Linked DNA regions of Homo sapiens: region 1 is linked to region 2. Evidence: chromatin contacts called from ENCODE Hi-C or POLR2A ChIA-PET data. All regions are on one chromosome and are shown on one strand. The core of a region is the stretch at or near the end of the contact, and the rest is flanking DNA. Distances in the headings are between cores, read along the strand shown.

Region 1 (6,355 bases), core at 3,680-6,179, 80 kb before region 2:
GGGCAGATAATGGTATAGGAAGTGCTCAGAGGATAATTATATTATATATTATCTGGATGCAGGTGGTGAAGAAGTCCACCCAGAAGGCAGCTCCACTGGTAACTCTCTCCTGACTCACCAGTCCTTATACATCAGCATGACAATCTAGGGAGAAGCTATTACTTTTCTTCAGCTATGAGAACCATGCTACCCAAAGCCAAGTACCATGAAGATGAAGAAATTGTCAAGGTTTACCCTGTCCATTCGGTTGCGGTGCCGAATCTCCAGCTGCTCCTTAGCCTTCTGGAAGCGAGCATGCTCATTATCATCTGCAGAGGTCTCGAAATACACATCAACATCATTGGTTGGCAGAGGAGTTGGAGGAACTGAAACAAAATTACAGAGGGAGTTCTCTTTGGGATCAGATGCACTGTGCTCTAGGAAGAAAACCCAGCTCAGGACCTGCAGGATGGACTCAATTTGTTTTGTGGCATTCTCTAAGTGCAGGGTGCTGCTATCTGCCAAGACTTCACTTGGTTAGATTACAGTGGGCAATCTTCCTTACACAATATTCATCAACCATGTCAGCCCACGCTAATACAGCAATTTATTGGCAGCTTCAGCACCAGTGAGGCATCTACTTAAGACCTCAGGGCTGAAAAAGAGGTGGTTTCTTCTATACCTTCCCTTCAGTGCTCGAACCCTGGAAACCTAAACAATAGCTACCTTATTGCTCGTAACTGAGCATCTGAACAGAGACAAGGGCAGGAATCAGACCCTGTAGAGGCACTTTTATGCAATTCCTTATTTTTAAAGAAATTTATTACTCAGGTACCTCTGCTCTTCTGGCTATCTTTGAGTCTTAATTTACAACAGAAAACAGGCTCAAGTGAATGTTCTTTGCATATACGCTGGGTAGAGAAAGTCCCCATCACTCCAGCTATAATTTTGAGTTTTCAGTATCAGTGAAGGACTCTTAGCCCCACCATCAGTGACAGAACCAACAAGGATAAAACTGAGTTGCTCTATTTGACAAGGACACCTTTCACCGATATGAAGATAGGGCTTTTTGATCCATGACACTGACCAATAGGGCTTCCCAAGCGTTCCCCAGAGCACAGGCCCATTGGAGCACCCCCGACTGCTGGATGGGCATAATCTCTCATGGGGCCCAAGCAAGTCTCTGCACGATGGAATTTAGCCTGATAAGGGAAAGGACTGAGATGACAAGTTTACTCAGTCAGCCTCTCAAGACATACCTAAGGTAACACTTACTAGCCTAATTCATGCAAGATTTCCCAAGCTGGTGTGGACTTGCTTGATAGATTATGACACAATTTCAGAGCTAAGTGGAGAGTGAATGCCAAGGTTCAACTGATTTTTAATTCAGAAGCAAATTCACCTAATTTCTAGAATTGTATCATTTTAATACATTAAAACAACCATATAATTGATGAATACAGCTACAAATTAGCCAGCCAGTTCAACTTTTTTCTGTCGGAAGCATCTTTTATTTGCCCATTTAACAGACCTAAAAACGACAACTAAAGTCATGAAGAATATGAGCCCTACATAAGTTTTAAAAGGGTGTCAATATCCCACTTTCAGATTAACTAAATTAGAATCGATAACTTGGTAAATGCCATTCCCCAAGACACTCGCAAGTTCAGTGGAGGAGAATTTCAAGCACTGCAGTCCATCATGCGGATCAGTGACACATGCCTGTGCTATAAAGGCCTGAGCGCTGGAGACGGAGCCTTTGGTTCACATTGCTGGACTGGAAAAAGGGAACAGCAAACACAGGCTGCTTCCAGCCTCCCTGGGACCAGAGTGGAGAGGACAGCGGGCCGAAATGCTTTTTTCTGAAGACACCCTCGGTCCCTGTGGAATCACCCACTCATGAAGCCGGCACATCCGCCAGCCTCAGCCCCTTCAAAGAAGAACAAAAACGCTCCCACTGGAAGTAAACTTGATGCTTCTCAACCTGCAAAGCCCTCCAGGCAGAGGCCCCACAAGAACATGAACACAAAGCTTCTCCGAGGCAAATCTCATCCAAGCCACAGCAAACGGGAGTTTTACAGACCTGCCACTCCATCATGTCTCACAGCACCACCCAGCTGACCCTTCGGGTAGAGATCACCACCTCCACACTCAGTGGGATTCCTCAGGCTTCAGTCCAAGTTTTACAAAGCAGTAAGTATCACAATAATTTCTATTTCTAAATCTTTCCTGAAAACGCAAAGTTTATTCACCAAGGTTCCCTAAGGCCTCCTTTTCTTTCACCTTTCAACTGTTACCGAATAAAAACAGCTTTCCTGGAGCTGGAAGGGAAGCACTCAAGGCACTGCCATATTACATTAAGATTTGAAAGATCTTTTGGTAGAAGGAAGGAAGAGGGAACATGAAGGCATGTGAATGAAAAACCGTCAGAAGCTATAGCCAAATTCTTCATAGCAAATTATTACTCCAACAAATTCCAGAGTAGGAACCAAGAAAAACTGTCTGGCCTGAGGATTTTCCTAATGTGTAGGTTAGTGCTGCAAGGTGAGAGACTGAAGGTCTTAACGAGAAAAAGGAGTAGCCATGGAGAAAAGGGAAAACTCTTGGTAGAAACTCTTTCTACCAACGTCCAGCATAAACCCAACTCAACTGAACCACTGACCTTCCTGTCACACCAAAGCACACACCAACTGAAATCCTCTCACTTCCTAAAGCTGTGTGACCCGGTTGCAAAATATTGAAGAAACAGAGTGAGTCACTACCACTTGGCTGCTAGCTCTCTCTAGAGTGCATTATGCAAGATATTTCAATATTCTAGACTGCCCAAAGTACTTCACTGTCACTCCTTTCGAGAGGAGGCGCCCCATGAGCTGGCATGCATCACAGGGGTCAGTGACAGGGCAGTTCAAAGACAGGAATGTTCAGTGCCTCTAAGCTAGAGCCAGCCCAGGGGACAGCTGCCTTCCCCACCAATACTACAGTGGCCTGGGGACCTGCAGACTCCAAAGCCAGACAAGAAAGAACAAGCCCCTGGCTGTGCTGCCCGCTATACCAAGGTGGGTACGCACCATCACCACCAAGCACCACCAGACACACGGTGAGCACAGGACACGAGAACTGAGCTTACCACTGCCGGCAGGAGAGCAAAGCCTAGATCTAGAAAGCACAAAGATGAGGGGAAGACGACCGACAGCAAACACCCGAGTGGGCAGGGACACCACACAGATGCAGCCACGAAGACGGCAGGGAGACGGACGCCAGACAGGACGGTGCTGCCGCACGGGACCAGCGCGAGGCAGGACTTACTCATCGCTTTACACACAGCCATACAATAATCCTCAGACTCAAAATTGTTCCTGTTGCCGCCGCAGCCACCATATATAAAGCGCACGCACTTTCCCTTGGAGAGGTCGAAGTACCAACGAGGCATCACGGCCCGGCAGGGCCCCGTCATCGCCTCCTGGGAGCAGACAGCTGTGTGAAAATGGTCAGAGTGTCAGCAGGACAGAGGCAGTGACGTCAAATGCTTCAAAATGCTACAGGCTGGCGAGCTGGGGGATGGGCTGGGGGAGGCCTGAGACTGGACGGAGCCTGGAGGCCCGGTGGCCGAAAGCTCCAGCTCAGGCCAGCCTTGCTGAGGACAAGTTGCTTCCCCACAGAGTAGAGACATTTAGGAACTGGGATAAATATTTTTTTGGCACCCTCTGGAGTCTAGATCTGAGTTTAGATTGACGTAGAGCAATTCCTTTGTCTCACAGCTGCGAGAGCCTCACATTTCTGATCTGTTCAGTGGAGGTATCTGCCTAGTTTGTCTATTCAGGAGACAGTGTGAGTGGAAAGGCTGCTTTAAGTGGTGATACCCGTAGTAAAGACAAGCACCTAGAACGGACAATTGTTTCCCACTTTTATGTTCTCTAAGGCAAATCACAAACTTCTCAACTGGTTAAGTAATTTCCCCCAACTTGGGTCCTAAATAATTCTTCGCATCTTAATTGGTTTCAAATATACGATCAGCAGGAGGCTGCATGTTAATGGCTCTGGAACTACTGCAACCTTTTCGTGTTTTAATTGGCAAGATGAGAAAAAAAAAAAACTGCAGGCCCCAATCTGTTACCAGCAGGTCAATAAATTTCACCCTCCCAACTAAAACATCTGGACAAATAGGGCAGCCTACAGATTAGAAGACAAGCAGGAAAAGAAAAACCAAGAAAACCATTTCTATTCTAGGAGGCCAGAACTTGAGTGGTATCGAAGAGGGGAGCTCCCCTTGGGGAGGGAACATTTTAGGATGAATGTGGAAGAATCCTGCTGAAGGGCGGACTACGTTGTCTCTCTTACTCTCTAGTCCCCGTTCTCTAATTCAATCCTACATCTCTCCCTGGATGTGCCTGCCTGCCCACTTTGTTAAGACGGCACCATCCCATCACTGCACTGGAGAGCTGAACTCACCTTCAGTGCAGAGGTACCACACCTTTCCTTCTGTGACTGACTTACCTGTGACAGACGCAATGCAAAAGTCTAAGTGAATAATTACCACATGGATTTCAAAGCCATGGCTCTACATGGGGTTACCTTTGACATCATGAGTAATTTCCTTGTCTGACATGGTGCCGTCGCTGCCGGGTTCAGTAGGATTCTCCTCATTGTAGTCATCTCCTTTGAAGGTGTCATAGTAGTAATCTCGGTCCTCCACCACTTCCTCCCCTTCTTCCTCATCCTCATCATCCTCATCCACAGCTGCTTCTGTGAAGTCTTCCAGATCTGCTTCAGTAGGAAATTCACTGAAGGCCAAAATAGAAAAAAAGGAAGGTTAATAGCTCCTATGTGCAAAGCACAACAATGGGTCCCTTCTCTATTCTGAAACACAAAAACAGAGGCAGGAAATAAGCTCAACGCACATTTCACCGTGCCACTAAGCCCTGGGGCCCAGCTACATCAGCAAACGGGAAGTATTTGTGAACATTTGAATCTAATCATGATACAACAATAAGACAAATCCAAATTCAGGGATATTATGTTAAACAAATGACACGGACTCTTAAAAAATATCATAGTAACCTGCAGAAAATAACAGCTCAGAATGATGTAAACACAAAAATCACAGGTACTCCTGTGATTGGCAATGGCTAGAATGAAATGCAAGCTTAATCAACTCTAGCAGAACAAAGGAATGCCCAGTTTATCCAGAAGTGAGGGACTAGCAGCCAACAGCCGTCTTTACAGAAGGGCTAACAAAAAGGCAAAACGACTTCACAGTTCAAAGTAGAAGAGTTACCTTTTATAAACATCATAGTCTTCCTCTTCATCTTCCTCTTCCTCTTCCTCTTCATCTTCCTCTTCCTCTTCTTTTGACACAGATCCAATAATCTTTGTCTGAGGGCAGCACACATATTCAGTGCCATGGAACTGGTCTACCCCACATGGGAGCAGCATGCCGTAGCTATATAAGGTCATTCCCTGAGTCAGACATGCCTAAAAGAAACCCACAGGCCACATCAGAACATACTCCAGAGTAAACGTGGTCAAATACACTCCGATCTCTACCCTCCAAAATAAACCCTTATCAAATCACTTAGCAATGCTTTCTCTTATGAACACATACATTTTCTGTCAAAAAAAAATTGTAATAATATTATTGTAAGATTTATAAATTTTAATTTACAATGGGGAAACATGATCTGGTCCAAAAATACTGAAATCCCAAATGTGGAAAAAAGTCAGGAAGAGAGCATTTTTTTCTAATAATGACTAAAGCCAGATAAGGTGGTCAATGTTAATAGATACTCACCACTGGTGCAAGCACTACTTCAGTATTTGACCAAAGGAAGATTACTGACCAAAGAGCAGAGCCAGCCTAATTACAGAAGACAAGAAAGGGTACTTCTTGCCACCAGAAAAGTGAGATGGCATGCAGTCCTGCCTGTGCATATGTCCAGACCTATATTTTCTATCACTGGCGATTTCCATGCCGGCCTTAGGGTTAGGATGGTTTCCTGGGAGCCTCACCAGCAGCATACAGTATTCTCGCTCAGCCACCTCCTTAACATCCTCAACTTCAGGAGCTGACTGTCAACACTGAGCTCTCCTACACAAATACCTACTTCTCTCCCAAATATTTCTAACTTATAAGACAGAAGTAATTGTAAACCTTAAGGAGATAATGGGGGAAACATAACTAACTTAAAAGCATGGTGAGATTTGGAGAAAAGTGCTACTTCCCTCCTAACAGATACAACAGCAGCTGACTTTCCCCCCGAGTTCTCTTACCTCTTTGACTACCGTGTGCCAGTGCTGGTGATTCTCACACACCTCCATCCGCTCTTTGTGGAAAAACTGGCACTTTTCTGGAACTAGCAGGACATCACTTACAAATTCA
Region 2 (5,871 bases), core at 2,834-5,333:
TGTCTGTGTGTTTAAATATATATATATATACACACGCACACATGAACATCATGTAGTCCTGCTTTGTGTGTTTAAAAATGCACAATAAATTATATTGCATGTGTTTCTGCAAATTACTCTTTTCATTCAATTTTATGTTTCTGAAAGATGTTAAAACATATACACATATCTTAATTAGAAAAATTATTTTTTGAAAAATCCGGGTGCGGTGGCTCACACTTGTAATCCCAGCACTTTGGGAGGCCGAGGCAGGTGGATCATGAGGTCAGGAGTTCGAGACCAGCCTAGCCAAGATGGCGAAACCCCGTCTCTACTAAAAATACAAAAATTAGCCGGGTGTGGTGGCACATGCCTGTAGTCCCAGCTACTTGGGAGGCTGAAGCAGGAGAACCGCTTGAACCCGGGAGGCGGAGGTTGCAGTGAGCCAAGATGGTGCCATTGGACTACGCCTGGGCGACAAGAGCAAAACTCTGTCTGAAAAAAAAAAGAAAAATTATTTTTTTGGCCGGGAACAGTGGCTCACGCCTATAATCCCAGCACTTTGGGCAGCGGAGGTGGGTGGATCACCTGAGTTCAGGAGTTCGAGACCAGCCTGGCCAACATGGTGAAACCCCACCTCTACTAAAAATACAAAATGTAGCGGGGCATGGTCGCAGGCACCTGTAATCCCAGCTACTCGGGAGGCTGAGGCAGGAGAATCACTTGAGCCCAGGATGCGGAGTTTGCAGTGAACTGAGATCTTGCCATTGCACTCCAGCCTGGGCAACAGAGTGAGACTCTGTCTCTAAAAAATAAAAAAGTAAAGAAAAAGAAAAATTATTTTTTAAAAAACGTTCCATCAAAAACCACCAGCATGGCTGGGCGTGGTGGCTCACGCCTATAATCCTAGCAATCTGGGGGGCCAAGGCAGGCAGATTGCCTGTGCTCCAGAGTTGGAGACCAGCCTGGGCAACACGGTGAAACCCCATCTCTACTAAAATACGAAAAATTAGCCAGGCATGGTGGCTTGCGTCTGTAGTCCCAGCTAATTGGAAGGCTGAGGCAGGAGAATCACTTGAACCCCAGAAGCATAGGTTTCAGTGAGCCGAGATCGCACCACTGCACTCCTGCCTCCTGGGTGATAGAGTGAGACTCCATCTCTGGAAATAAATAAATAAATAAATAAATAAATAAATAAAATAATAACAATAAAAGGAAACTTTTTTCTAGAAATCTATGATGTGTATTTTCATGTCACCTCATTTGAGTTTCCTAAGAAGTCTAGGAAGCAGGTATTATTATTAATCCCACCTAACAGATGGAGAAACATCATTCAAGAAGTTGAGACTTCCTCTCCCGTCTCCCTCCTCTCCCTCCTCTCCCTCCTCTCCCTCCTCTCCCTCTCTTTCCACGGTCTCCCTCTGATGCAGAGCTGAAGCTGGACTGTCCTGCTGCCATCTCGGCTCACTGCAACCTCCCTGCCTGGTTCTCCTGCCTCAGCCTGCAGAGTGCCTGCGATTGCAGGCGTGCGCCGCCACGCCTGACGGGTTTTCGTATTTTTTTGGTGGAGACGGGGTTTCGCCGTGTTGGCCGGGCTGGTCTCCAGCTCCTGACCGCAAGTGATCTGCCTGCCTCGGCCTCCCGAGGTGCCAGGATTGCAGACGGAGTCTCGCTCACTCAGTGCTCAATGTTGCCCAGGCTGGAGTGCAGTGGCGTGATCTCGGCTCGCTACAACCTCCACCTCCCAGCCGCCTGCCTTGGCCTCCCAAAGTGCCGAGACTGCAGCCTCTGCCCGGCCGCCACCCCGTCTGGGAAGTGAAGAGCGTCTCTGCCTGGCCGCCCATCGTCTGAGATGTGGGGAGCGCCTCTGCCCGGCCGCCCCTACTGGGAAGTGAGGAGCCCCTCTGCCCGGCCACCACCCCGTCTGGAAAGTGAGGAGTGTCTCTGCCCGGCCGCCCCATCTGAGAAGTGAGGAGCGCCTCTGCCTGGCAGCCACCCCATCCGGGAGGGAGGTGGGGGGTCAGCCCCCCGCCCGGCCAGCCGCCCCGTCCGGGAGGTGAGGGGCGCCTCTGCCCGGCCGCCCCTACTGGGAAGTGAGGAGCCCCTCTGCCCGGCCACCACCCCGTCTGGGAGGTGTACCCAACAGCTCATTGAGAACGGGCCATGATGACAATGGCGGTTTTGTGGAATAGAAAGGGGGGAAAGGTGGGGAGAAGATTGAGAAATCGGATGGTTGCCGTGTCTGTGTAGAAAGAGGTAGACATGGGAGACTTTTCATTTTGTGCTGTACTAAGAAAAATTCTTCTTCCTTGGGAAAAAAAAAAAAAAAAAAAGAAGTTGAGACTTGCCCAAGGCTGAATAGTTAACAAGAGGCTGAACCTGAAATCACAGCCTGGCTTTCACCCCTGGCTTTGCAGGCGGGAGATTTTGCACCCGGCTGATGCACTGCCTCTCACAGTGCCTTGGGCAGCTCCAGCCTGGGGTTTTCATTTTGCCCTAAGAACGGTCAGTGGAGAGTAAAGTCTGTTGGGCAAACTTCTCCCTTGCTGACCAACGAAAGGCAAGCATCAAGAAATCAGGAAGAGGGAAGAGAAACAGAGCAAATGAGGAAAACAGAAAGAGGAAATAACAAGCTGGAACGCTGGTGGCTCTGTGGTTAAAAAGAGAGGAAAATATAAATGGAGAGAAAATGGTCATTTTGGTCAAGTATAAAAGGTAGACAAAGGTTGCTGAAGATTGAGAAGAGAAACAGGTTAGACACCATTCTACCCCACATCTTTCAGTACCTTCGCTGGCAACCCCAGGGTTGGAGGGTGGGGCCGGGAGCAACTCTTCACTTCCCCTAGAGCAGAGTTTCCCAAAATATAGCAGATATCAAAGATAATTTTAGATATTACAATAACAGGCATTAGTTGAATGGCAGGGTACAAAAATGAAATATTTTGAAATTGTTTTAATCCTTCTCTCCCCAATTGACTGAACAGTCTGAATCAAATGGAGTAGCAAAAGAAATATTTCACTTTCTTTAACTACCACCTTCCACATACTCAATCTCTCTCTCATTGTAGGGAAGAAAGATTATTCCCTCTTTCCAAATATTTCCCATATTCTTGGTAAGCCATTAACTTGAGGAAAGGTAAGTTTCTCTTAACTACCTCTTGGGCAGAGCCCATAAATATCTGATCAGTTTTAGTTACCAGAAAAAGCCAGTGTCGTTTAAATTTTTAATTTCATATCCAAATTAGTGTTTGCCTGGTGCCCTTCTGCATCCCTCTAGGTTCCTTTCTCCTCCGGGGAAGGGAACACATGCCCCCCTCCACAAGAGATGCCCTGTGGTCCTCTCTGGGCCGCACGGCCCCTCCCTGGCTGCTGATGCCCGCTTGTCCAGGAATCCGAGTTCAGACTCTCATGGCAGTGTGAGGGTGAGTTTTTTGGTGAGCTGTGCAGTTCCCCGACATGGGAGGGTCACCAGGGCTTGACCACTTCAACTGTCCCTCAGCTCCCATTCCTAGGGGTCACGATTAGGGTCATACACATCCAAACTCTACGGGGTGCACACTGGGCTCCCCAGGTCCCCTCACACTCCACAGGCTGCGAGCCGCGCCTTTCGGACTATCCCATTCTCAGCAATTCTCCCAGGCCCCTCACTGAACCTCCACGTCATGCTACCTGCCACCCGACCCCAACCCCTATCCCCAGCATCTCCAGCTCCGCTTCCACGGACTCTGACTGGATGATGATGAAGCCGCAGGAGCAGGTGAGCCACCGTGATAAGCCCTGAGGAGGTGTCTGGCCTCAGTCTTTCAGCTCTGCGGAACAGCGGGAAATGCGAAAGCGCTTCTCTGTTCTCGACCGTGGACCCCGGTCTCCAGTGTGATTGCATCTAGTATGGCAAAGCCGCCTCTCTCACGCTTAGCCTCCTTTCTGTCCCTACTCAGAGAGAGAGCAAGCCTTCTTTAGGCAACAGCATCCATCCACAAACTAAGACCATTTGGCCTTCCTCGTGCTTATTTTCACTGTACACTGTACAGTCATGCGTTGCTGAACAACAGGATATGTCTGGGAAACGCATCATCAGGTGATTTCATCATTGTTCAAACATCCTAGAGTGCACTTACACAAACCCAGATGGCACAGCCTACTACACATCCAGGCTGTATGATACAGCCTATGGTTCCCAGGCTACCTTCCTGCGTGTATACCGCACAGTGCTGAATACTGCAGGCAATTGTAACACAATGGTAAGTATTTGTGTATCTAAACATAGAAAAGGTACAGTAAAAATGCCAAATGAAAGACTTTTTTTGGGGGCGGGCACGGTGGCTCACGCCTGTAATCCCAGCACTTTGGGAGGCCAAGACCGGCAGATCACGAGGTCAGGAGATCGAGACCATCCTGGCTAACACGGTGAAACCCCGTCTCTACTAAAAAACAAAAACAAAAACAAAAACAAAAAATTAGCCAGGAGTGGTTGCGGGCTCCTGTAGTCTCAGCTACTCGGGAGGCTGAGGCAGGAGAATGGCGTGAACCCGGGAGGCGGAGCTTGCAGTGAGCCGAGATCGCGCCACTGCACTCCAGCCTGGGCGACAGAGCGAGACTCCGTCTCAAAAAAAAAAAAAAAAAAAAAAGAAAGTTTTTTTTTATAAAGGAACACCTGTCTAGGCACTTTCCATGACTGGAGCTTACAGGACTGGAAGTTGGGTGAGTCAATGAGCGGGCAGTGAGGCGATGTGAAGGCCTGGGGCATTCTGTGCACTATACTTAGGCTACATTAAATTTATTTTAAAAATTTTATTTCTTCAATAATACATTAACTTTTAAATTTTTGAAAAATTTTTAAATTTTTATTTTTTATTTGAGACGGAGTCTTTCTCTGTAGTCCAGACTGGAGTGCAGTGGCACGATCTTGGCTCACTGCAACCTCTGCCTCCCAGGTTCAAGTGATTCTCCTGCCTCAGCCTTCCCAGCAGCTGGGATTACAGGCGACCGCTACCACACCCAGCTAATTGTTGTATTTGTAGTAGAGACGGGGTTTCAACATATTGGTCAGGTTGGTCTCGATCTCCCGACCTCAAGTGATCCGCCCGCCTCGGCCTCCCAAAGTGCTGGGATTACAGGCGTAAGCCACCGCGCTGGGCCAATTTTTTTTTTTGACAGGAAGTAGGATTTATTAATGAGCATTAGGAGGGGACAGCACAGTGGAATCTCTCATGAGCTCAGAGTCCGATACTTGCCCAGGGCGCCGCGAGTGGGGATGTATCGGACCCTACAGCCATCTGGGATGAGCCGCTTCTCAGCCACATGTCTTCAAATTCATCCGAATCGAAGGTGGCAAAGCCCAGTCTCCGACACCTGGGTCTTCTGGCGCCGGGAACCTGTCCTTGGCCCTGCACAGTCATGTGCTCCGTGTTCCGCGGTTTGGTGCGGACGGACTTGACAACCCGGCCCCTGCGAACCTGGCCCCGGCCGCGGGGGCTTTCCACAGGCACCTGCAGGCCTGTCTGGAGCCTGCAGCCCCAGCGCAGGACGAGACCTTGTATTGAGGATGACGCGGACGGGGTGGGGAAGCCCTGGGAGGTGAGAGCGTCCCGGCCACCACTTTGACCGTGCGCTTGACATAAATGTGCGCAGCTTCCCCGGCTGCAGAGTGGAGCGGCTCGCGTTCATCCGACACCAGGTAGGGATCTCACCATGTGGCCAGAGGGGGAAGGCTTTTGCCTTCTTCCGTCCCAGGTCAAAGATACACGTGTTGGCCTCGGGGACACTCCCCAGCCCCCAGCGGAACCGAGGCTTGGGGTGCAAATTCGTTCTTGCAGTTCCAGCAACACCGGGGGCGCAGCCCGTGGCAACGCCGAGGTCTCCCGGGGCGCAGAAAGGAAAGACCCCTCTATA

Evidence for each region. A loop is a pair of places that touch in the nucleus more often than their neighbours do. ChIA-PET counts read pairs that join two places held with the same protein, here RNA polymerase II (POLR2A). Pooled maps may share reads with other maps.
Region 1: a loop to region 2 is called in a map of endothelial cell of umbilical vein, with 6 times the contacts of the local background. The contact joins two enhancer-like sites. A Hi-C loop is called at or near these places in 1 of 168 maps with a recorded cell type or tissue (endothelial cell of umbilical vein) and 1 of 50 pooled maps. POLR2A ChIA-PET finds 5 or more read pairs at or near these places in 8 of 52 experiments (H1, MCF 10A, OCI-LY7 and 5 more).

What each region holds. Positions count from the first base shown.
Region 1 is chr11:130,120,710-130,127,064 of GRCh38, reverse strand. It overlaps APLP2 (amyloid beta precursor like protein 2), which reads right to left. Exons shown (of 17, transcript NM_001142276.2): 4 at 6,247-6,355; 5 at 5,255-5,451; 6 at 4,552-4,760; 7 at 3,286-3,453; 8 at 235-365. Among named protein-coding and RNA genes, the nearest start is that of ST14, 36 kb to the left of the region's middle. RefSeq lists enhancers at 2,840-3,339, 3,340-3,841. Within about 2 kb of position 4,929, at least 8 of the 41 ENCODE cell types and tissues checked have a DNase peak (open chromatin) inside an H3K27ac peak, as active enhancers do; they include endothelial cell of umbilical vein, where a contact is called at or near this core.
Region 2 is chr11:130,040,388-130,046,258 of GRCh38, reverse strand. No RefSeq gene overlaps it. Among named protein-coding and RNA genes, the nearest start is that of APLP2, 27 kb to the left of the region's middle. Within about 2 kb of position 4,083, at least 5 of the 41 ENCODE cell types and tissues checked have a DNase peak (open chromatin) inside an H3K27ac peak, as active enhancers do; they include endothelial cell of umbilical vein, where a contact is called at or near this core.